3 separate regions of the Homo sapiens genome follow, and regions 2 and 3 are each linked to region 1. A link is a loop called in an ENCODE intact Hi-C map of the cell type or tissue named here. Cell type or tissue: heart left ventricle. All regions are shown on one strand. Region 1 has its middle 63 kb from the start of TNK2. Region 2 holds the start of MIR570 (microRNA 570). Region 3 has its middle 13 kb from the start of MIR570HG.

The links. Hi-C counts contacts between places; a loop is a spot of excess contacts. Peaks named below come from ENCODE experiments on the same cell type or tissue, not always from the same donor. Only the 100,000 strongest peaks of a DNase experiment are listed, where the experiment ranks them.
Region 2: it touches region 1 in a loop (9-fold over the local background); 6 of 110 quality-filtered maps call a loop at or near these places.
Region 3: a loop joins it to region 1, with 11 times the contacts of the local background. A loop is called at or near these places in 14 of 110 quality-filtered maps.

Annotation. Positions count from the first base shown.
Region 1 is chr3:195,967,525-195,975,524 of GRCh38, forward strand. It overlaps the pseudogene SDHAP1. Among named protein-coding and RNA genes, the nearest start is that of TNK2, 63 kb to the left of the region's middle. RefSeq lists enhancers at 1-207, 208-708 and a silencer at 4,297-4,529. In heart left ventricle, no CTCF peak of the experiment used is centred here; DNase peaks (open chromatin) are centred at 785, 2,851, 3,067 and 6,977.
Region 2 is chr3:195,692,056-195,700,055 of GRCh38, forward strand. The region is part of intron 2 of MIR570HG (MIR570 host gene); the gene reads left to right. It overlaps MIR570 (microRNA 570), which reads left to right and starts at 7,346; the gene lies at 7,346-7,442. LOC124909477 (a long non-coding RNA gene) reads left to right here and starts at 4,490. Exons shown (of 2, transcript XR_007096227.1): 1 at 4,490-4,534; 2 at 6,975-7,015. In heart left ventricle, no CTCF peak of the experiment used is centred here; a DNase peak (open chromatin) is centred at 4,783.
Region 3 is chr3:195,671,328-195,679,327 of GRCh38, forward strand. It overlaps the pseudogene SDHAP2. Among named protein-coding and RNA genes, the nearest start is that of MIR570HG, 13 kb to the right of the region's middle. In heart left ventricle, no CTCF peak of the experiment used is centred here; no DNase peak of the experiment used is centred here.

The sequences.
Region 1 (8,000 bases):
CCCCGGCGTGCGCGCCCCGTGACTCCTTCCCCGCCTCTGCTCCATTGACGGTCTGCAGCGCACATAGCATCAGGTTCTGCAGCTCCAGGGTCTCCACCAGGTCCGTGTTCCAGACCATTCCTGGGGACACAAAAAGTTCCATCAGGGGCAGGTGGGACCCAGTCACACGGGCCCTCCGAGCTGTCAGCCTGGGCCTGCTAGTCCATGGAGTCACTGGTTGTGGCTTTACAGCTGGGGGCCAGCACCCATCCAGACAGCAAGCATGGAACTAAGTCAGCACTGACGGGACAGACACCAGCCCACCCTGCAGAAGGCAGGGCCCAACAGTGTGCACAGAGCCCACTGTCTGCTCACCCCGGTCAAACGTCTTCAGATGCTTCAGGTCTCCATAGAGCTTGCTGATTTTCCCACAACCTTCTTGCAACAAGCTTCCCACACGGAACACGGCAGCATGATTTTGCGTTGACTGTGGCACAAAATATTATTTGTAAACTTTTAATTCATAGAAGCAGCCATACCAAGAACTGCTTAACTTTTAGACCTGTTGTTTTGCATTTCATTTTATTTATGTAAATTAAACAGAAAAATTAGGAAATTTAGACTATGAGTTTATTACTCTGAACTTAAAAATGAAGTCTTGACTAAAGCTTCTGAATAAATGTTTCTATTATATACATATCTTAGACCCACACACATCCTTTCCAGCGGGATACAGCCAGGATCCAGGACGCCAAGCAGACTGCCTGTGAGGCACCATGTTCCATACGGCTCCACGGCCAACCAGGCAGCGCTGCCTCCCCACACCCCTGGCGGGACTCCTGATGTGGGGTCTGGTGGTGAACGTGACACGAGCCAGCAGCCCTGTGGTGATACACACAAGGAGGAACTGAGCAGAGCCCTGCTGATGGTGGGGTTGGAACCGAAGGTCTTCAAGGAGAGGGAGGGGCGTGGGTGGCTGGGGCCCTTGGCCCATCTGGCTACTGTCTTCTGCCTATTTTGTAGAAGCTCCTTGTACACTGAGTTCCTTCATAGTTTTACTATCACGAGAAACGTGCTGGGAGTGGACCTGAAGTTTACTTAGGTATGCTGGGAACTGGGCATCAGCTTTTGCTTCCTGTGGGACACACAGGCACCACCTCCGTGATCCCTCCTCCTCCTTGCTTCTCCCTCTAACTGTGCTTTGCTCCACTGACCCTAATTGTCTCTTCCTCTACCAATGCACCTTCATGGTTCAATTTGGACATTTCATCTGATTTTCCTTAGACTCATACATAATCGTAACACTGTAATGCACATCAACCTAACGGTTTTTCAGGAAGAACAAATGAAAAAAATTGCATCTCAGAATCTAGTATTACATTCTTTCATGTCCTTCAGCAGCGACGTTTTCGTATCATCTTTTCGTATTTCTGGTTACATTATTTCAAGGCATTTTAAATTTTTTGTTTGAAATGCGAATGAGATATTTACTGATGTCTGAGCAGATTACTGCTGGCACATTGCAAAGCTACTGATTTTTACATACAAATCTCTTATCCACATACCTTACTACATTCTTGTTTTGTTTCTGTTAGTTTTTCCATTTATTCTCTGGAAATTTTTTGGAAATTATATCTGTAAATAATGGAAACTGTATCTATTCCTTTTCAATATTTACTGCCAAGACCAGCTGGGTCATGGAAACCCTAACCCAGTGGCACTAGAGGAAGTAAAGACACACACACAGAAATATAGAGTGTGGAGTGGGAAATCAGGGGTCTCACAGCCTTCAGAGCCAAAAGCCTCAAACAGAGATTTACCCATGTATTTATTGACAGCAAGCCAGTGATAAGACTTACTGAAAGTATTCCTTACAGGAAATAAAGGGATGGGTCTGGCTAGTTATCTGCAGCAGGAGCATGTCCTTAAGGCACAGAGCGCTCATGCTATTGTTTGTGGTTTAAGAACGTCTTAAGAGGTTTTCCGCTCTGGGTGGGCTAGGTGTTCCTTGCCCTCATTACGGTAAACCCATAACCTTCCAGCGTGGGCGTCCTGGCCATCACGAGCATGTCACATGCTGCAGAGATTTTGTTTATGGCCAGTTTATGGCCACATTTGGGGGCCTGTTTCTAACAATTTACCTCATTTCTTTTTTTGATTGTTACTATTAATAGCCAGAGTCAGCAGAAAAATCCCTTCCCCCAACGAAATGCATTTCCGCAAGCATAGGAAGCTCTGTTTGTTCAGTGCTGACTCCGGCACCTCACGGAGCCTGGGATACAGCAGGCACCAAGACACACCTTGTTTGGTGGGAACACTTCTAGTATTCTCACTTCAAACTATCTCAGATTTGCCATTTCTATATCCTAAGGCATGTTCCCATTCTCTAACGCAAGGGTTCCTTCTTTCCCAGCTGGCCTCCAACCCTACAAAAGCACTGCAGGGCATCACTCAGCCTTCTGTGCCTTAGTCACGCTGTTCTTCTCACCGTTCCACAAAGCCTCCCTCAAGCCCAGCCTCACCTGAAGACCGAAGGGCACGGGCCTCTGAAAATGTCAGCAGGGAACCTGTTCTCTTGTGTCTAACACCAAATGCCTTTCAGAATAGGACTAAAGCAGTGGACTTCTTCCTAGAAAATACGCAGCAATTCTTGCAAATAGTAGACAAGAGATTCTCATTCATGGACAAGAATCCTTGTTATTAGAGGAATTCAGTTTCTTAGACTGACTATATATCAGGTTCTCCACGGCCCCATGGCTAATGGCTGCCATACTGGACGGCAGTCAACATTTCCATCATCACAGACGGTCCTACTGGACCGACTCCCAGCAGCACAGGCCACACAGATCACTGTCCACCGGCCGCCCACTCTCCCTCTCTGCTGAGTATATTTAGGGGCAGCAACAGGTCCAGCTTAAAGACGTTTCCGAGCTGCTGGAAGCCAGGCATGAAGACATGATCAATATCTGGGCCTGAGATGTAAGCACCAGTCTTGTGTTGAACTCCAGGAAACCTCTAAGAGAAAGCTGCCCTGCTGGGGACGGAGCTTCTCCGGTGGTCCTGCGGCTCCCTCTCCTCCACGCTGTGACTCATCCATGACAGCCAGCGACGGTCAGGGCACGGCGGTCATGCCCAAGCACACACAAGTGAACCACAGAAGGCTGTCCTGGATGCTAAGCAGTCACTAATTCTGCCCTGGCCTGCTGACCTTCTATGTGGAGAAGAAGTGCACTTCTGGTCTCTTTCATATTCTTGATACAGTGAGGAGTATGTCCTACTGCTGTTTACCTCCAGATACTGGTGCAGCCTCGTATGTTTATTGCAGCACTAGTCACAATAGCAAAGTCATGGAATCAACCTAAGTGCCCATCAACGGACGACCAGATAAAGAAAATGTGGTACATATATACCATGAAATACTACTTGGCCATAAAAAAAGAATGCAATCATGTCTTCCGCAGCCAGACGGATGGAACGGGAGGTCACTATCCTAAGTGAAGTGACTCAGAAGGTCAAGTGTCACACATTCTCCCTTGGAAGTGGGAGCTGAACAGTGAGTACACATGGACACACGGAGTGGACTAACAGAGACTGGGGGCTCCAAAAAGCGGGAGGGGTGGGGATGAGCAATTACCTGCTGAGTACAACACACACGACTTGGGTGACGGGTACATGAAAAGCCCAGACTCCACCACCTCCCAGTACATCCACACAAAGCTGCACCTGCATCCCCCTAGATCTGTTTTTAAAAAAACAAAACCAGTGCAGGGCCAGGTATGCAGCCAGCCTGCTCACTCCAGAGCGAGTCCAGGCTCTTACCTTCTGCATGCTGAGTCGCAGTTCCGATGTTCTTATGCTTCTTCCATCAGCAAATCTCAATTTGTCAACATTCGTGACAGATTCTTCCCCAGCATTTGGTTTAATTGGAGGGACTTTATCTCCTAAAACAACAACAAAAAGAGCTAGAATTTAACTTTTGAAAACCGTTTTAAAAAAACAAATGGATTTAGTACGACACACAAAAATGTAGCATAGCCGCTCAAGGAGCCTGGAAACTGTGTAAGTCTCCTGAGCTAACACACTGCCAACCCACCCTACATCTGAGGCCATCTGTTGAGTTGGGGCCAATTTTAAAGAACAGACATAAAAGGCAAAACTGTTGGCACACAGTAGATATCCATTAAGTGATCTTAGAGTGAATAAACTAGAAATCATCTCTAAAATTAAAAAATTAAAATGTAGGCCGGGTGCAGTGGCTCACGCCTGTAATCCCAGCACTTTAGGAGGCTGAGGTAGGTGAAGCACTTGAAATCAGGAGTTCAAGAGCAGCCTGGCCAACGTGGCAAAACCTCATTTCTACTAAAAACACAAAAATTATCTGGCATGAGAACTGCTTCAACCCGAAAGATGGAGGTTGCAGTGAGCCGAGATCGCGCCACTGCACTCCAGCCTGGGCAACAGAGCGAGACCCTGTCTTACAAAAAAAAAAAAATTAAATGTATACAGATTTATATACATTAAGTGTATATAAATGTCACTCCACTAACGGGAAAAAATGACACCTTCCAGATGGTGGTCCCAAGGGGCCGGCCGCCCCACTGTCCTTCACATTAGGGGGAGGAAGGTGGCTGCTGTGTGCTTGCAAGTCACCTGCTGATTTGGACTATTGTGTGCTCTCATCTATACTTCAAGATTTGCAATTTTTTTTTTTTTTGAGATGGAATTTTGCTCTGTAGCCCAGGCTGGAGTGCGGTGGCACCATCTCGGCTCACTGCAACCTCCACCTCCTGGTTCAAGCAATCCTCCTGCCTCAGACTCTGGAGTAGATGGGACTACAGGAGTTTGCAACCATACCCGGCTAATTTTTGTATTTTCAGTAGCGATAGGGTTTCACCATGTTGGCCAGGCTGGTCTCGAACTCCTGACCTCAGGTGAGCCACCTGCCTCAGCCTCCCAAAGTGCTGGGATCACATGTGTGAGCTGCTGCACAAGGCCAAGATTTGCAACTCTTGTGTTTCCAAGATGTCTTGAAAAAAGTTTTAAAGGTTTTTTTTTTTTTATAAAATTATATATATTTTTTCTTCAATAAGTAACACATGCAGGAGATAGGAGGTATGAAATGCAGGAGTCCAACAGGCCCTGTCCCGCCTACCGCCTCTCCTCGGGACCAGGCTGTGGGTCTCTTGACGGTCTGCTCAAATGCTTCTAGGCTTGCTGGTGTCTCTTTTCCTTTTGTTTATAACGCTTTAAAAATTGATCATCCATTAAAATTGACTTTTTTCTTTCGGTGGACAGTTCTACAGTTTCTTTTTTCTTTTTTTTTTCTTTTTTTGAGACAGTGTCTCCTCCCTCTGTTGCCCAGGCTGGAGTGCAGTGGTGCGATCTCGGCTCACAGCAACCTCCGCCTTCTAGGCTCCAACAATCCTCCCACCTCAGCCTCCCAAGTAGCTGGGACTACCCAAGTGTGAGCCACCATGCCCAGCTAATTTTTGTATTTTTGGTAGAGACGGGGTTTCACCACCTTGCCCAAGCTGGTCTCGAACTCCTGAGCTCAAGCAATCGGCCTGCCTTGGCCTCCCAAAGTGGTGGGATTATAGGTGTGAGCCACTGCACCCGGCCTCAGTTCTACCGATTTTAACACATGGATAGATGCATGTAACCACTTTGGGAGGCTGAGACAGGAGGATCACTTGAGGTCAGGAGTTCAAGACCACCCTGGGCAACACAGGGAGACCCTGTCCCTAGAATACATTTTTAAAAATTAGCCAGATGTGGTGGCGTGCACCTGATCGTACCACTGCACTCAAGCCTGGGTGACAGAGGGAGACTATGTCTAAAAATACACATATATATATTTTTTGGGGGGGTCGGGGGTTGGGGGAGAAGTAGGGATGCTACAAGCATTTTTTCTTTCCTTTTCATTTTTAAAAATTAAAGCGTAAAGATACAGTAAAATAAACTCATCATTTTTAATGCAGGTTTTTCAAACTTTGACACACACAGAGCTGTGTCTGTAAGCCTCAGCACAATCAGGAAACAGCCTCTGGCAACCACCAATCCCTTTTCTTCCCTAGATGTGCCTTGTCCAGAATGTCCTATCAATAGGACCACAGGCGTGCAGCCTTTTGAGTCCGACTCCACAGCATTCTGCGTGAGATGCTGCATGTGTGAGCGGTTTCTCAGATGTCAAGTATAGGGTATTCTCACAAAATGTTCTTTTCTGCATTTTCAAAGAAAGAGAAGCTCAAAATTTCTACACTGCTCTGAGAGAAGTGGTATCAGACCTCACTGCGACAAAGTGCAGGGCTATGGAGTGAGACAAGCACAACCTGTGGCGTCAGGAACGAGGCACCTGAACCCCGCCTTCGCCGATGATCAGCAACGGCTGGGGATGAGACGCCGGCTCTGCATGTGCTGGCCTCCTGAGCTGTCGTCAGATCCACAGAGACACAGTGTCTGAAGTAGCTACCCTTTTAATACTGCCTGTACCTTTCTAACTACAGATAGAAAAGGGCGCACGTTTATAAGGTACGGCGGTGCTAGTTTTTATTTCACTTGAGTCCATACAAAAAGCAAAAAGCGCCTGTTCTATAAAAACAGCAGAAATGATGCTAAACAGTTAACACCAGAGAAAGCTAACGGGAAGAACATGGGCCTGGGGTCCCACCATCCTTGCCACGCAAACATCCACCAGTGCCTCATCCACCTCACACTGTTCTGAGCACACGAGGCTGCATAACAACCGTGAGGATCTCTGGAGGTGGGAACGATGCTAACTGTCCTGTTCTTCGCGCCCTAAGAACAGGGCACTAAGACCCTGTCTCAAAAAAAAAGAAAAAAGACTAACCTCCTGCGCCTTCTCAAATAGTCTGGGTCCTGAAGAAAACACTTACCAGGCCTGCACGACTCTGCGATGCTCAGGGCACATGCCTGACCAGACAACCAGGTCCAATAGCGAGTTTGCCCCGAGGCGGTTGACACCATGTGCAGAGGCACAGGCGGCCTCCCCACAGGCGTACAGGCCGGGCACAATCTGATCCTGGCCATTCCCGTGCCTCAGGACCTGTGGAAAGGAAGATTTCAGGTGAAATGTCAAGATGCCCATTCCTCCACAAGCCCACCTCCCTCAACAGGGTGTCTGTGCTGCAGGTCAGAGAAAGAGAGGGAAGTAGGTCGGGCATGCAGTGGCTCACGCTTGTAATCCCAGCACTTTGGGAGGCTGAGGCGGGTGGATCACCTGAGTTCAGGGGTTCGAGAACTGTCTGGCTAACATGGTGAAACCCCGTCTCAACTAAAAATACAAAAATTAGCCAGGCATGATGGCGGGTGCCTGTAATCCCAGCTACTCGGGAGGCTGAGGCAGAAGAATCGCTTGAACCTGGGAGGCGGAGGTTGCAGTGAGGCGAGATCGCGCCATTGCACTCCAGCCTAAGTGACAGAGCGAGTCTCCATCTCCAAGAAACAAAGAGACGGAAGTAAAGACCGTATCTAAGAAGGAAGTAAGGACCATAGCTACTCTTCTTCAGAGGGAAACTTCCGAATGTATACCCCAGTTTCCCCTCTGCCCCTGAGCACCTGCTGTTACAAGCAGGTCAGAGGACCTCCAATGTCAGCATCTGCGACTGTCCCCCGTGTCCCATGTTCCCGAGGCCCTCACCACCTGTGCTCCAGCTCAGACCCAGGAGCACGGCAGGTGGAGGAACATCAGCAGGGGAGACTGATGTTCCAGACTCTTCTACCCCCTGTTCACCTCTTCATCTATGCGGGGAAAGTAACAGCTTCCACCCACCTCGCCCAACAAGGAGGCTAAGTGACTGACAAGCTCTGTGTGAACCGCAAACCACTCAAAGGTATGAATTATAAAGATCCCTCGATGTACAAGATCATTAGAAATAGCAATTATAAAGATCCCTTGATGTATAAGCTCATTAGAAATAACACAAGATCATATAGGAAAGTAATTATAAAATGGGAAAAGCTGCAAATGATGTATCTATGACAGTTTACTTAGGAGGAATAAA
Region 2 (8,000 bases), 280 kb before region 1:
CAAAGGCACCAAAAAGGTGAGCTGTGAGTAAGATATTCAGACCTGCACCATCCCAAGCAGTAGCCACAGTGGCAAGTAGCCTCCTCACTGGACAGTGCAGCTACGGAATGATGCCATCACCGGAAAGTTCCATCAGCCAGCACCGATGCAGACCTTTGCAACTGCCCCTCACGCTGGACAGCACCTGTTTGATAGATTGTCCACTACGCAGTGAAAAGCCTGGGTGAAAAGCGGTATTTGGTAGAAGAGCAAAAAGGGGAAAAAAATTAAAAGTAGTAGGTCATTGTCCGCCAAACTGAATTCTGGCAGAAGAATGTTGGAAGCAAGATGGGAGCCACAGGAGAAAGTATCCTTGTCCCAAGACAGGAGGGGGTGCCAGGCATGGTTGGCTCTGTGCCTGGAATTCTATGGCCGGAATCTGGAAAAAGGAAAAGTGACTGGAAAAGGAAAGATTCTGTGTGCTTATGTCAAGATGCAGCCGTCCGTGATCCTGAGAAAATAAGTGAACAAAGTGGCTTTGGAGGGACGCTGTTGGATACACAAACAGATACAATGTGCACTTGCTATGCTTGTTCACACAAAGGACAGGATGGTCATCTGTTCATTGAACAACTACCTGTCGAGGGCCTATATGTGCCAAAGACATCAGATGAACAAGAGGGTGCACTGTGGAAAGCCTCAGGAACACAAGCGCCCAGAAACATTTAGAAAAATTCTAAGGAAAACAGAAAAGGCATTTTCAGATTAGCTCATAGAAATGAGACCAAAGGAAAGACTGGCCCAGTATTTGGATACATTATGTGATAAACCTTAACACAGGGAGGAAAGTGTTATCTTTCAATTAATTTCTCAACTTCTGGAGACCTTAGAACAGACCTGGCTAGGAGGAAATTGAATCCGAGGCAGGTGAGGACATAGTGGTGCCTCGATGCTTCCAGTGATTGCGTCAGCAGAACCAGGGGTGGGAGATGATCTCTCTTTTTGTTGGCAGATGGTGGTGTCTGCTGTAGCTTTGTCCCCTGGTGACGGGACTCAGGCAGTAACCCCCATCATTGGCAATACCCCCACCTCTGAGAATGTGGAGAGGACTTGTGAAGACAATGTTGTCCCAAGCAGCACAGCCCAGGTGCTGACAGGATTCAGAGTTAGAGCTTTCTTAGAGGTCAGGGTTGCGGAAGAGGCAGGGACTGCAGCTGCATAGTTTGTATATGTATCAGGCTAGTATCTTTTGTTCTAGACTCATCCATTTGTACATTCATATGAGTATGCATGCATGGTGTTTTTTCTTTTTCTTTTTCTTTTTTTTTTTTTTTTTGAGATGGAGTCTTGCTGTGTCACCCAGGCTGGAGTGCAGTGGCATAATCTTGCTTGACTGCAAGCTCCGCATTCCGGGTTCAAGAGATTCTCCTGCCTCAGCCTTCCGAGTAGCTGGGATTACAGGTGCCTGCCACCACACTTGGCTAATTTTTGTATTTTTAGTAGAGATGGGGGTTTCACCATGTTGGCCAGGCTGGTGTCGAACTCCTGACCTCAGTGATCCACCTGCCTTGGCCTCCCAAAGTGCTGGGATTACAGGCATTAGCCACTGCGCCCAGCCGTATGTCTCCATCTTTTTATTTCTTGCAATGTGTTGTTAAAGAAGTCAGGTGGTATGTGTACACAAGTAACGTATACTTGTTGAATATTTCTTATTTATCATACCCTGTCTCGTTCCAAAAGGATTTTACATGACTTATAATTTTAATATAATCCGGGGGAGATGGGCAGATTCAGCTCTGGGAGGCCAGCAGAATGGCTTTTAGGTCCTCCTTGGATTCAGAAAATACTTCTTGAAAGATATTTGAGGTAAATCTTACAGGATTAGAGGTTAGCCAGATGAAAAGAAATCAAGAGAGGAGAGAGGAGCCCCCACAAAGGACTGACCCAGGGCAATAACGGGGAAAGAACTTGGAGGTACAGAGGCAGACCTTGGTGTTTCCCAGGGTGTGGGACGTTGGGGGTAGTAAGGCTGGAGTGGGTAGAGGAAAGGGCTAGGGTGACACCACGGGGTATTAGGTGGAACTGAGGGAAACAGAAATAGGAGCAGAGAAAAGGGAATGAGAACGGGAAAGAGGGAGGTGGGAAATAGAAGAGGGAGTTTCCAAACAGCAACAACAACAGAAACAAGTGTTTTGGGTTGTGGAGCGTTTGCCCTGCAGAGAGCTGGGTCTGCCCTTGTCCCTTTTGGGGATTATGAATCAGTGCGTGGAGCCGCGCGGCCACATCCACCATTCACTTGCACTTGAGTGACAGCCAAGCTACAGTCATGAATACGTTTCTTTCTTTTTACAGAAGAACAGTAAATTGACTTTATTCCTTATAAAGGTGATACTGGAGAATGTGACATAGATTTGCTGGCACATGGGTTTCCTATGAGCAAACCCCAGAATTGGACACACGTATCTGGTGCTGCATTGGAATCATCCCAAAAAACCAAGGCTTGCATTGCATATCTATCTGCTGTCTGCTGAAGGAGCCCTGTCTGTGTGCCCAAGGAAGTGACATCCTTGCCAAGGGCTGTCCCTGTCGCAGGAGATGAAGGAGCCCTGTCTATGTGCTCAAGGACAGTGGCTTCCTTGCCAAGGGCTGTCCCTGTTGCAGGAGATGAAGGAGCCCTGTCTATGTGCTCAAGGACAGTGGCTTCCTTGCCAAGGGCTGTCCCTGTTGCAGGAGATGAAGGAGCCCTGTCTATGTGCTCAAGGGCAGTGGCTTCCTTGCCAAGGGCTGTCCCTGTTGCAGGAGATGAAGGAGCCCTGTCTATGTGCTCAAGGACAGTGGCTTCCTTGCCAAGGGCTGTATCTGTTGCAGGAGATGAAGGAGCCCTGTGTGCCTGAGGACAGTGGCTTCCTTGCCAAGGGCTGTCCCTGTAGCAGGGGAAAGCCTTTCAGGACCCTTTCTTAGAGAAATAGGTCTCAAAGTGAATGAATATACCTCCTCACATACTCACCAAGCAGCCTGCAGAGGATACAGCTTTCCATGTGGCTCAGGGAACAGTTGATATCAACAGTCTCTCAATTCCTTTATTATTATTATTATTATACTTTAAGTTCTGGGATACATGTGCAGAACGTGCAGCGTTGTTACATAGGTATATATGTGCCATGGTGGTTTGCTGCACCCATCAACCTGTCATCTACATTGGGTATTTCTCCTAATGCTATCCCTCCCCTTGCCCCCAACCTCCCAACAGGCACCGGTGTGTGATGTTCCCCTCCCTGTGTCCATATGTTCTCATTGTTCAACTTCCACTTATGAGTGAGAACATGCAGTGTTTGGTTTTCTGTTCCTGTGTTAGTTTGCTGAGAATGATGGTTTCCAGTGTCATCCATGATCCTGCAAAGGACATGAACTCATCCTTTTTTATGGCTGCATAGTATTCCATGGTGTCTATGTGCCACATTTTCTTTAACCAGTCTGTCATTGATGGGCATTTGGGTTGGTTCCAAGTCTTTGCTATTGTGAATAGTGCCGCAATAAACATACATGTGCTCGGGGCTGGGCGCGGTGGCTCAAACCTGTAATCCCAGCACTTTGGGAGGCTGAGGCGGGTGGATCACGAGGTCAGGAGATCAAGACCATTCTGGCCAACATGGTGAAACCCCTTCTCTAGTAAAATGCAAAAAATTAGCTGGGCGTGGTGGTGTGTGCCTGTAGTTCCAGCTACTCAGGAGGCTGAGGCAAGAGAATCGCTTGAACCCGGGAGGTGGAGGTTGCAGTGAGCCGAGACCGTGCCACTGCACTCCAGCCTGGCAACAGAGCAAGACTCCGTCTCAAAAATAATAAATAAACATACGTGTGCATGTGTCTTTACAGTAGAATGATTTATAATCCTTTGGGTATATACCCAGTAATGGGATGGCTGGGTCAAATGGTATTTCTAGTTCTAGATCCTTGAGGAATCGCCACACTGTCTTCCACAATGGTTGAACTAATTTGCACTCCCACCAACAGTGTAAAACTATTCCTATTTCTCTACATCCTCTCCAGCATCTGTTGTTTCCTGACTTTTTAATGATCACCATTCTAACTGGTGTGAGATGATATCTCATTGTGGTTTTGATTTGCATTTCTCTAATGATCAGTGACGATGAGTTTTTTTCATGTTTGTTGGCTGCATAAATGTCTTGAGAAGTGTCTGTTCATATCCTTTGCACACTTTCTGATGGGGTTGTTTGTTCTTGTAAATTTACTTAAGTTCCTTGTAAATTCTGGATATTAGCCCTTTGTCGGATGGATAGATTGCAAAAATTTTCTTCCATTCTGTAGGTTGCCTGTTCACTCTGCCTGGTCATATGCAGAAAACCGAAACTAGACCCCTTGCTGACACTTATACAAAAATTAACTCAAGATGCATTAAAGATTTAAACGTGAGACCTAAAACCAGAAAAATCCTAGAAGAAAACCTAGGCAACACCATTGAGGACGTAAGCATGGGCAAAGACTTCATGACTAAAACACCAAAAGAAATGGCAACAAAAGCCAAAATTGACAAAAGGTATCTAATGAAACTAGAGAGCTTCTGCACAGCATGACTGTATTTCAGTGCACGTTTACCACCGAGCTCTTAACGCTCCACCACTGTCCTGTGTCATTAGGATCCCAGCTCTGCAGCCATTCCTCTAGTTGGGCCTGGGTCGGCTCTGGGATGCCGCGGGGGGGCCGGTCGGCGGCGGAGGGGCCAGTGGGGACCCGGGGCAGGGGCGGAGACCCCTCCCACTGCACATCCCACTGCCTGGGTATCTGGCCCCCAACCGGCCTGCCCGCTGCTCCCACCTCCCATGGTGGGTCGGGGGCTGAGGGCTGGGGACTGGGGCAGGGTACCCCAAATATCTCTCGGTGGCGATCGCTCAGTCCGTGCAGTCCATCCAGCTCCTGCATTGTCCGTCCTACCAATAACCTCTCACTTGCAATTCTCAGCCCCTTCCTGCATTGTCTCCCTGTGAGACCTACTAGAACCCCCGCCTTTCACACTGCTGACCTGCTGGGGGAAAATGCACAGAGGCAGAGACGAGGCCACGCGGGAGTCCTGATCTCTAACCCCAGCCGGTCTCAGGCCTTGCCGAGGCAACGCTGCTTCCCCAGACACTCTCCCTTTCCCATTCTTTTTTTTTTTTTTTTTTGAGTTGGAGTCTCGCTTTGCCACCCAGTCTGGAGTGCAGCGGCGCGATCTCAGCTCACTGCACCCTCCACCTCCTGGGTTCAAGCGATTCTCCTGCCTCAGCCTCCCAAGTAGCTGGGATTACAGGCACACACCACCATGCCTGGCTAATTTTTGTATTTTTAGTAGAGATGGGGTTACACCATGTTGGCCAGGCTGGTCTCAAATGCCCGACTTCAGGTGATCCACCCGCCTCGAGCTCCCAAAGTGCTGGGATTACAGGCGTGAGCCATCGCGCCTGCCTTTACTTTCCCATTCTTAACGCCTCCCGTTTCAGACCTGTCCCCTTTTCCCCGCATTTCTGACTGTCACGGCACATCACAACCAGCAGACAGGGCTTCCCCTATTTCACAGGAGAAATAGAAGCCATCAGATGGGACCTCCTTCAAAGTCCTGCCACCAAACCTCAGCATGTACCTGGACCCACATGTATCCTCTTTTCCTTTGGGATTGAATTAGAGAGGTGCCGCTCGAAACCCGCTCCTGGGTGGGAGTCTTGGCTCTATCAGTTATGCCTCTATTCTGTATGTTTAACCTCGCCCTCGTAGGGGCATAAAACAGCATTTAAACAGGATCAAGCTTTCCATTTTAAAACTCCATACACTCCCTTAATTTCATCTCCTCCTCCACCTACTGCCCCATGTCTCTCCCTCTTCCTGGCTAAACGTCTCAAAAAAGTGGATACACTTTCTGTCAACTCCTAAACACTCCTCACGCTCATTTGGCCTCTGCTCCTCCCTTCCTCCTCCCACTTCATTGGAACTACTTCTGCCAAAGAGGATCCCTGAGTCAGCCTGACTGGTAACCCCAATGGACTCTACTCAATATGCAACATCCTTCACTTCTTAGCAGAGTTTGAAACAGCCTGACTCTCCTCTTCTGGCAACATTCTTTTCCTTGGTTTGGGGACGCTGTACTGTTCTGGTTTTGCCCCTCCCTCCGAGCATTCCTTGTGTTTGTCCTGGCCCATTTTCTCCTCTCATTCTACATCCTCTCCCCGGGGATTTTAGCTTCTCTCACGGCTCAGGTTACCATCTCCATAGTGATGACTATCAAATTCTGTACCTCATTTCCAGAGGCTCCTGACAGACTTGCTTGGTCAATATACTACTGGACATATTCATGAGACTGTCTCACACAGGCATCTCGAACCCAGTGTGTCCCACAATTCTCTTCCTATCCATGCCTGTTCCTCTTCCACTGCCTCATATGTCGGTGACTGTCCACCTTCTCTCTCTCTCCCCCTCTCCGTTTGGCTCATAGGAAAAGTGTCACCAAGGGCTGTAAGTGCAGATTTCTAATTATCCCCTAAATTTGAACATTTTTCCTCTCGAAAGTGTATGGCCATTACCCTATTACAGATCAACATCTTCAATCACTGGAATGATGGCAATAATCTAATTGGGTTCATTTTATCCTCTATCTAACAATGACAACTCATTGCCTACACAGCAGGTAGAAGGAGTTTGTTTTCAGAATTGCCCTCTGACCTATTTAAGACGCTCAGATATTCCCTGAGGCTCCTTGGCCTGGCCACAAAGGCCCTACACATTCTGGCTGCTTCCTCCTTTCCAGCATCCTCTCTCACGTCTCCTCTCCTCAGTTCCACCCTCAGGAGGCACCAGAATTCCTCACTTCTTTGACTACAAGGCACCGTCTTACTCCCAAGACCAGTGAATCCGAAGGTGGACCACCAGCTGAGGGACTAGATTCCAGACTGAATAGAACAACTTTCCCTGTCTCTCCACATAAAGTGTGTTTGTTTTTCCTCTTACAGGTTTCCTTAATGACAACAAAAAAGGGAGTAATCCTACCCACTGTAAGAGTCATGACTCTTGATTGCAGCTGACAGAAACTCATGACAGCCTGCTTTAGATGAAGGGGGAGAGAAGGACTGGAAGAATCTTGGAGTTGGGAATGTCACACGTAATTGAAGGAAGAACAAGAAAACTATAGTAAAGAACCCTGGGGTGGTGATGTAGTCATGGGCCAAGTGTCCTGGAACCCTGGGGTGGTGATGTAGTTGTGGGCCAAGTGTCCTGGAACCCTGGGGTGGTGATGTAGTCATGGGCCAAGTGTCCTGGAACCCTGGGGTGGTGATGTAGTTGTGGGCCAAGTGTCCTGGGTTTTGGGTGGAGAAAGAGTCCCCTAGATAAGTTATTAGGTGGGTGCAAAGGTAATTGCAGTTTTTCCCATTATTTTAATTGCGAAAACAGCAATTACCTTTGCACCAACCTGATGGAGTCCCCCTTGCCATGCTTCTCTCTGTGAAAAACCCCAAGCCGAAGTCAGCATAACATCCACAGGACTCTATGTTTGCAAAAGCCAGCTTAGCTATATTACATGTATAAGCACATTTTTTCAATAAGTCAGCCTTAGCTTACTGTAACTTTTTAACTTTATAAACTTAGTATTTTAACTTTTTAAACTTTTTTGTTGAAAACTAAGACACAAAAACACATGTTAGCCTAGATCCACACAGGGTCAGGGTCATCAGTATCACTGTCTTCCACCTCCACATTTTGTCTCTCTGGAAGGTCTTCAGGGGCAATAACACACATGGAGCTGTCATCGCCTGTGGTAACAATGCCTTCTACAGTACTTCCCAAAGGGCCTGCTAGTTCACTTAATTCTTTTATAGAGAGAAGGAGTACACTCTAAAACACTGATCAATAGTATATTATAGTAAATACATAAACCAGGAACACATTTATTATCATTATCACGTATTGTGTATTGTACAGAATGGTGTGTGCTGTGCTATCCAGGAACACATTTATTATCATTATCAAGTATTGTGTAC
Region 3 (8,000 bases), 300 kb before region 1:
CTGAGCGGGCACACGGGCCGGGGTTGCTTCTGTGAGTTTCAGCACCGCTCGCCCTCACCTTCGTGTGCAGGCACATGTGCACAGCCACCTCTCTCAGCTGCCGGCAGGCGTCTGTTAGTCTGCGATATTTTCCTAAAGACCTACATTTTGAAAATTTTAGCCAGTTTCTTTCTCAAATCTGTGGAACAGAGTTTCTCTTAGTGTGTGTGAGTATGTGACGGAGTATGGGAGAGAGAGACACGCACCCAACCTGAAGTCGGCGTGTGAGCCTTGGGTGTGGTGTCTGATACCCACAGATGTTTTTCGGCAGCTTTCAAAGTGTGTGGGTCATTTGCCTTTCAGAAGAACAGTTTGCAGCTCTTTCATTGCCTGACCCTGTTCTTTAATGTGATAACACTTGCTAAATATCTGCTGGTATCTGGTGTGGCCTTTAGAGGTTTTACATTTTTATATTAAAAAAAAAAGAAGTCGGATGGTTTCTTGTAATATGGTGGCCCTCCGTATCCATCGGTTCCACATGTGTGGTTTCAACCAACTATGTACTGAAAATAAAATTGCATCCTTACAAACACGCAGACTTTTTTTTTTCCTTGTCATTGTTCGCTAAGCAACACAGTGTAGCAGCTATTTACCTAGCATTTACATTGTATTAGGTACTATGAGTAATCCTGGAGTTGCTGTACAACTTAAATGTAAAACTTGAAATGAGGATGATTTAAAATATGGAGGAGGATGTGCATAGGTTATATGCAAATACTCTGCCATTTTATATTAGGGACTTGAGCATCCACGGATTTTGGTGTCCGTGGGGGTCCTGGACCCAACCTGCCACGGATACGCAGGGACGACTATTTGGCATAGAGGCCTAATGCTTTTACCAAGGACAGCCGCTGCAGGCTGTGATCCCTGAGACGAGTGTGAGTTCAGTAAGGGCAGAGTTTTTGTTCTGGTTCTCAGCTGTGTCCCAGCACCTGGGATTGTCCCTGGCATACAGTAGATGCTTAGAAAAGATTTGATGAGAGGGTGGCCGTACATGAGGGGAAATTTTCCTCAGTATCAAAACATGTTGAAACTCACACGCTTCCAAGATGACGTATTCTCAGGTCTGCTGCCGTTGCCATTCTCTGCCTTATGTGATGGTGTTCTGTCTTACCAGAGGCTGTGGCCCTGAGAAAGATCACGTCTACCTGCAGCTGCACCACCTACCTCCAGAGCAGCTGGCCATGCCCTTGCCCGGCATTTCAGAGACAGCCATGATCTTCGCTGGTGTGGACGTCACGAAGGAGCCGATCCCTGTCCTCCCCACCGTGCATTATAACATGGACGGCATTCCCACCAGCTACGAGGGGCAGGTGATGGTGCTGGCTTCTCTCCCACAGCTGGAAAGAAGGCTGGGACAATGGGGCCCATCTCGCAGTTGTCTCTTTAGATCTTAGAGGAAGAGACAGATGTTTCCTTCCAGAAAGTACTGTATTGTTTGCTAAATTGCACTTGAAATTTCTATCACTGGAGGATGGAAGGAGGCTTAATAATTTATTCCTCCTTAGTAAACTGTCATAGATACATCATTTGCAGCTTTTCCCATTTTATAATTACTTTCCTATATGATCTTGTGTTATTTCTAATGAGCTTATACATCAAGGGATCTTTATAATTCCTATTTCTAATGATCTTGTACATCGAAGGATCTTTATAATTCATACCTGTGAGTGGTTTGCGGTTCACACAGAGCTTGTCAGTCACTTAGCCTCCTTGTTGGGCGAGGTGGGTGGAAGCTGTTACTTTCCCCGCATAGATGAAGAGGTGAACAGGGGGTAGAAGAGTCTGGAACATCAGTCTCCCCTGCTGATGTTCCTCCACCTGCCGTGCTCCTGGGTCTGAGCTGGAGCACAGGTGGTGAGGGCCTCGGGAACATGGGACACGGGGGACAGTCGCAGATGCTGACATTGGAGGCCCTCTGACCTGCTTGTAACAGCAGGTGCTCAGGGGCAGAGGGGAAACTGGGGTATACATTCGGAAGTTTCCTTCTGAAGAAGAGTAGCTATGGTCCTTACTTCCTTCTTAGATATGGTCTTTACTTCCCTCTCTTTGTTTCTTGGAGATGGAGACTCGCTCTGTCGCTTAGGCTGGAGTGCAATGGCGCGATCTCGGCTCACTGCAACCTCCGCCTCCCAGGTTCAAGCGATTCTTCTGCCTCAGCCTCCCGAGTAGCTGGGATTACAGGCACCTGCCATCATGCCTGGCTAATTTTTATATTTTTAGTTGAGACGGGGTTTCACCATGTTAGCCAGACAGGTCTCGAACCCCTGAACTCAGGTGATCCACCCGCCTCAGCCTCCCAAAGTGCTGGGATTACAAGCGTGAGCCACTGCATGCCCGACCTACTTCCCTCTCTTTCTCTGACCTGCAGCACAGACACCCTGTTGAGGGAGGTGGGCTTGTGGAGGAATGGGCATCTTGACATTTCACCTGAAATCTTCCTTTCCACAGGTCCTGAGGCACGGGAATGGCCAGGATCAGATTGTGCCCAGCCTGTACGCCTGTGGGGAGGCCGCCTGTGCCTCTGCACATGGTGTCAACCGCCTCGGGGCAAACTCGCTGTTGGACCTGGTTGTCTGGTCAGGCATGTGCCCTGAGCATCGCAGAGTCGTGCAGGCCTGGTAAGTGTTTTCTTCAGGACCCAGACTATTTGAGAAGGCGCAGGAGGTTAGTCTTTTTTCTTTTTTTTTGAGACAGGGTCAGCCCAGGCTGGAGTGCAGTGGCACAGTCATAGCAGCCTCAACCTCCCGAGCTCAAGCAGTCCTCAACACCTCAACCTTCAGAGTCCCAAGTAGCTGGGACTACAGATGTGCACCACCACACCTGGCTAATTTAAAAAAATTTTTTTTGGTAGAGACAGGGTCTCACAATATTGCCCAGGCTGGTCTTGAACTCCTAGACTCAAACAGTCTTCTGCCTCAGCTTTCCAAAGTATTGGGATTACAGGCATGAGCCACTGCACCCAGCCAGGTTACAAAGCCTTGATTTCTTACTGGAAATTTGCGTAGTGAGCATATAGAGGTAGTCTGGGTTTTTTCCCCTAGAAGTGATTAAACTGAGAAATCCAGAGATTATATGGTGGTAATGTTGAGACTAGATAGAGGCTGGTTGGGGATCTTAACAGTTAAGGTGACATTTTTGGGGTTACATTTTTTTTTTTTAAATTATTTTGCAGTCATTATTTTCTGTTTAGAAAAAGCACTATTAGGAAGCTGTTATTTTTAGGGGAAGTTCATTACGTATTACTTGCCTGATAAAAATCACTTATTTGCAATGAAATATTTAAAATAGTTGGCATGAATGAATATGTAACTTCTTGGTACTTAGAAAAATAATTTAGGCCATTCTAAAAGTACAACTAACCTCTATTAGAGGAGAAGGGCTGACTTAGAGTGAACAGGATTCCCACCCTCTACGGACAGATTCGATTTCACTTGCTGGTTTTCTTTTCAGGATAGCGTCAAATAATGTGCAGGAAAAGGAATACCGTGTGTGGGAGTGTGAGTCTTATGTGCACGAAGAACAGGACAGTTAGCATCGTTCCCACCTCCAGAGATCCTCACGGTGGTCATGCAGCCTCGTGTGCTCAGAACAGTGTGAGGTGGATGAGGCACTGGTGGATGTTTGCGTGGCAAGGATGGTGGGACCCCAGGCCCACGTTCTTCCCGTTAGCTTTCTCTGGTGTTAACTGTTTAGCATCATTTCTGCTGTTTTTATAGAACAGGCGCTTTTTGCTTTTTGTATGGACTCAAGTGAAATAAAAACTAGCACCGCCGTACCTTATAAACATGACCCTTTTCTATCTGTAGTTAGAAAGGTACAGGCAGTATTAAAAGGGTAGCTACTTCAGACACTGTGTCTCTGTGGATCTGACGACAGCTCAGGAGGCCAGCACATGCAGAGCCGGCGTCTCATCCCCAGCCGTTGCTGATCATCGGCGAAGGCGGAGTTCAGGTGCCTCGCTCCTGACGCCACAGGTTGTGCTTGTCTCACTCCATAGCCCTGCACTTTGTCGCAGTGAGGTCTGATACCACTTCTCTCAGAGCAGTGTAGAAATTTTGAGCTTCTCTTTCTTTGAAAATGCAGAAAAGAACATTTTGTGAGAATACCCTATACTTGACATCTGAGAAACCGCTCACACATGCAGCATCTCACGCAGAATGCTGTGGAGTCGGACTCAAAAGGCTGCACGCCTGTGGTCCTGTTGATAGGACATTCTGGACAAGGCACATCTAGGGAAGAAAAGGGATTGGTGGTTGCCAGAGGCTGTTTCCTGATTGTGCTGAGGCTTACAGACACAGCTCTGTGTGTGTCAAAGTTTGAAAAACCTACATTAAAAATGATGAGTTTATTTTACTGTATCTTTACGCTTTAATTTTTAAAAATGAAAAGGAAAGAAAAAATGCTTGTAGCATCCCTACTTCTCCCCCAACCCCCGACCCCCCCAAAAATATATATATGTGTATTTTTAGACATAGTCTCCCTCTGTCACCCAGGCTTGAGTGCAGTGGTACGATCAGGTGCACGCCACCACATCTGGCTAATTTTTAAAAATGTATTCTAGGGACAGGGTCTCCCTGTGTTGCCCAGGGTGGTCTTGAACTCCTGACCTCAAGTGATCCTCCTGTCTCAGCCTCCCAAAGTGGTTACATGCATCTATCCATGTGTTAAAATCGGTAGAACTGAGGCCGGGTGCAGTGGCTCACACCTATAATCCCACCACTTTGGGAGGCCAAGGCAGGCCGATTGCTTGAGCTCAGGAGTTCGAGACCAGCTTGGGCAAGGTGGTGAAACCCCGTCTCTACCAGAAATACAAAAATTAGCTGGGCATGGTGGCTCACACTTGGGTAGTCCCAGCTACTTGGGAGGCTGAGGTGGGAGGATTGTTGGAGCCTAGAAGGCGGAGGTTGCTGTGAGCCGAGATCACACCACTGCACTCCAGCCTGGGCAACAGAGGGAGGAGACACTGTCTCAAAAAAAAAAAAGAAAAAAGAAACTGTAGAACTGTCCACCGAAAGAAAAAAGTCAATTTTAATGGATGATCAATTTTTAAAGCGTTATAAACAAAAGGAAAAGAGACACCAGCAAGCCTAGAAGCATTTGAGCAGACCGTCAAGAGACCCACAGCCTGGTCCCGAGGAGAGGCGGTAGGCGGGACAGGGCCTGTTTGACTCCTGCATTTCATACCTCCTATCTCCTGCATGTGTTACCTATTGAAGAAAAAATACATATAATTTTATAAAAAAAAAAAACCTTTAAAACTTTTTTCAAGACATCTTGGAAACACAAGAGTTGCAAATCTTGGCCGTGCGCAGCAGCTCACACATGTGATCCCAGCACTTTGGGAGGCTGAGGCAGGTGGCTCACCTGAGGTCAGGAGTTCGAGACCAGCCTGGCCAACATGGTGAAACCCCATCTCTACTGAAAATACAAAAATTAGCCAGGTATGGTTGCAAACTCCTGTAGTCCCATCTACTCCAGAGTCTGAGGCAGGAGGATTGCTTGAACCAGGAGGTGGAGGTTGCAGTGAGCCGAGATGGTGCCACTGCACTCCAGCCTGGGCTACAGAGCAAAATTCCATCTCAAAAAAAAAAAAAAAAAATTGCAAATCTTGAAGTATAGGTGAGAGCACACAACAGTCCAAATCAGCAGGTGACTTGCAAGCACACAGCAGCCACCTTCCTCCCCCTAATGTGAAGGACAGTGGGGCGGCCGGCCCCTTGGGACCACCATCTGGAAGGTGTCATTTTTTCCCGTTAGTGGAGTGACATTTATATACACTTAATGTATATAAATCTGTATACATTTAATTTTTTTTTTTTGTAAGACAGGGTCTCGCTCTGTTGCCCAGGCTGGAGTGCAGTGGCGCGATCTCGGCTCACTGCAACCTCCACCTTTCGGGTTAAAGCAGTTCTCATGCCAGATAATTTTTGTGTTTTTAGTAGAAATGAGGTTTTGCCACGTTGGCCAGGCTGCTCTTGAACTCCTGACCTCAAGTGCTTCACCTACCTCAGCCTCCTAAAGTGCTGGGATTACAGGCGTGAGCCACTGCACCTGGCCTACATTTTAATTTTTTAATTTTAGAGATGATTTCTAGTTTATTCACTCTAAGATCACTTAATGGATATCTACTGTGTGCCAACAGTTTTGCCTTTTATGTCTGTTCTTTAAAATTGGCCCCAACTCAACAGATGGCCTCAGATGTAGGGTGGGTTGGCAGTGTGTTAGCTCAGGAGACTTACACCGTTTCCAGGCTCCTTGAGCGGCTATGCTACATTTTTGTGTGTAGTACTAAATCCATTTGTTTTTTTAAAACGGTTTTCAAAAGTTAAATTCTAGCTCTTTTTGTTGTTGTTTTAGGAGATAAAGTCCCTCCAATTAAACCAAATGCTGGGGAAGAATCTGTCACGAATCTTGACAAATTGAGATTTGCTGATGGAAGAAGCATAAGAACATCGGAACTGCGACTCAGCATGCAGAAGGTAAGAGCCTGGACTCGCTCTGGAGTGAGCAGGCTGGCTGCATACCTGGCCCTGCACTGGTTTTGTTTTTTTAAAAACAGATCTAGGGGGATGCAGGTGCAGCTTTGTGTGGATGTACTGGGAGGTGGTGGAGTCTGGGCTTTTCATGTACCTGTCACCCAAGTCGTGTGTGTTGTACTCAGCAGGTAATTGCTCATCCCCACCCCTCCCGCTTTTTGGAGCCCACAGTCTGTTAGTCCACTCCGTGTGTCCATGTGTACTCACCGTTCAGCTCCCACTTCCAAGGGAGAATGTGTGACACTTGACCTTCTGACTCACTTAGGATAGTGACCTCCCATTCCATCCGTCTGGCTGCAGAAGACATGATTGCATTCTTTTTTTATGGCCAAGTAGTATTTCATGGTATATATGTACCACATTTTCTTTATCCGGTCGTCCGTTGATGGGCACTTAGGTTGATTCCATGACTTTGCTATTGTGACTAGTGCTGCAATAAACATACGAGGCTGCACCAGTATGTGGAGGTAAACAGCAGTAGGACATACTCCTCACTGTATCAAGAATATGAAAGAGACCAGAAGTGCACTTCTTCTCCACATAGAAGGTCAGCAGGCCAGGGCAGAATTAGTGACTGCTTAGCATCCAGGACAGCCTTCTGTGGTTCACTCGTGTGTGCTTGGGCATGACCTCCGTGCCCTGACCGTCGCTGGCTGTCATGGATGAGTCACAGTGTGGAGGAGAGGGAGCCGCAGGACTGCCGGAGAAGCTCCGTCCCCAGCAGGGCAGCTTTCTCTTAGAGGTTTCCTGGAGTTCAACACAACACTGGTGCTTACATCTCAGGCCCAGATATTGATCATGTCATCATGCCTGGCTTCCAGCAGCTCGGAAACGTCTTTAAGCTAGACCTGTTGCTGCCCCTAAATATACTCAGCAGAGAGGGAGAGTGGGCGGCAGGTGGACAGTGATCTGTGCGGCCTGTGCTGCTGGGAGTCGGTCCAGTAGGACCGTCTGTGATGATGGAAATGTTGAGTGTTTGCCGTCCAGTATGGCAGCCATTAGCCATGGGGCCGTGGAGAACCTGATATATAGTCAGTCTAAGAAACTCAATTCCTCTAATAACAAGGATTCTTGTCCATGAATGAGATCTCTTGTCTGCTATTTGCAAGAATTTCTGCGTATTTTCTAGAAAGAAGTCCACTGCTTTAGTCCTATTCTGAAAGGCATTTGGTGTTAGACACAAGAGAACAGGTTCCCTGCTGACAATTTTCAGAGGCCCGTGCCCTTCGGTCTTCAGGTGAGGCTGGGCTTGAGGGAGGTTTTGTGGAACGGTGAGAAGAACAGCGTGACTAAGGCACAGAAGGCTGAGTGATGCCCTGCAGTGCTTTTGTAGGGTTGGAGGCCAGCTGGGAAAGAAGGAACCCTTGCGTTAGAGAATGGGAACATGCCTTAGGATATAGAAATGGCAAATCTGAGATAGTT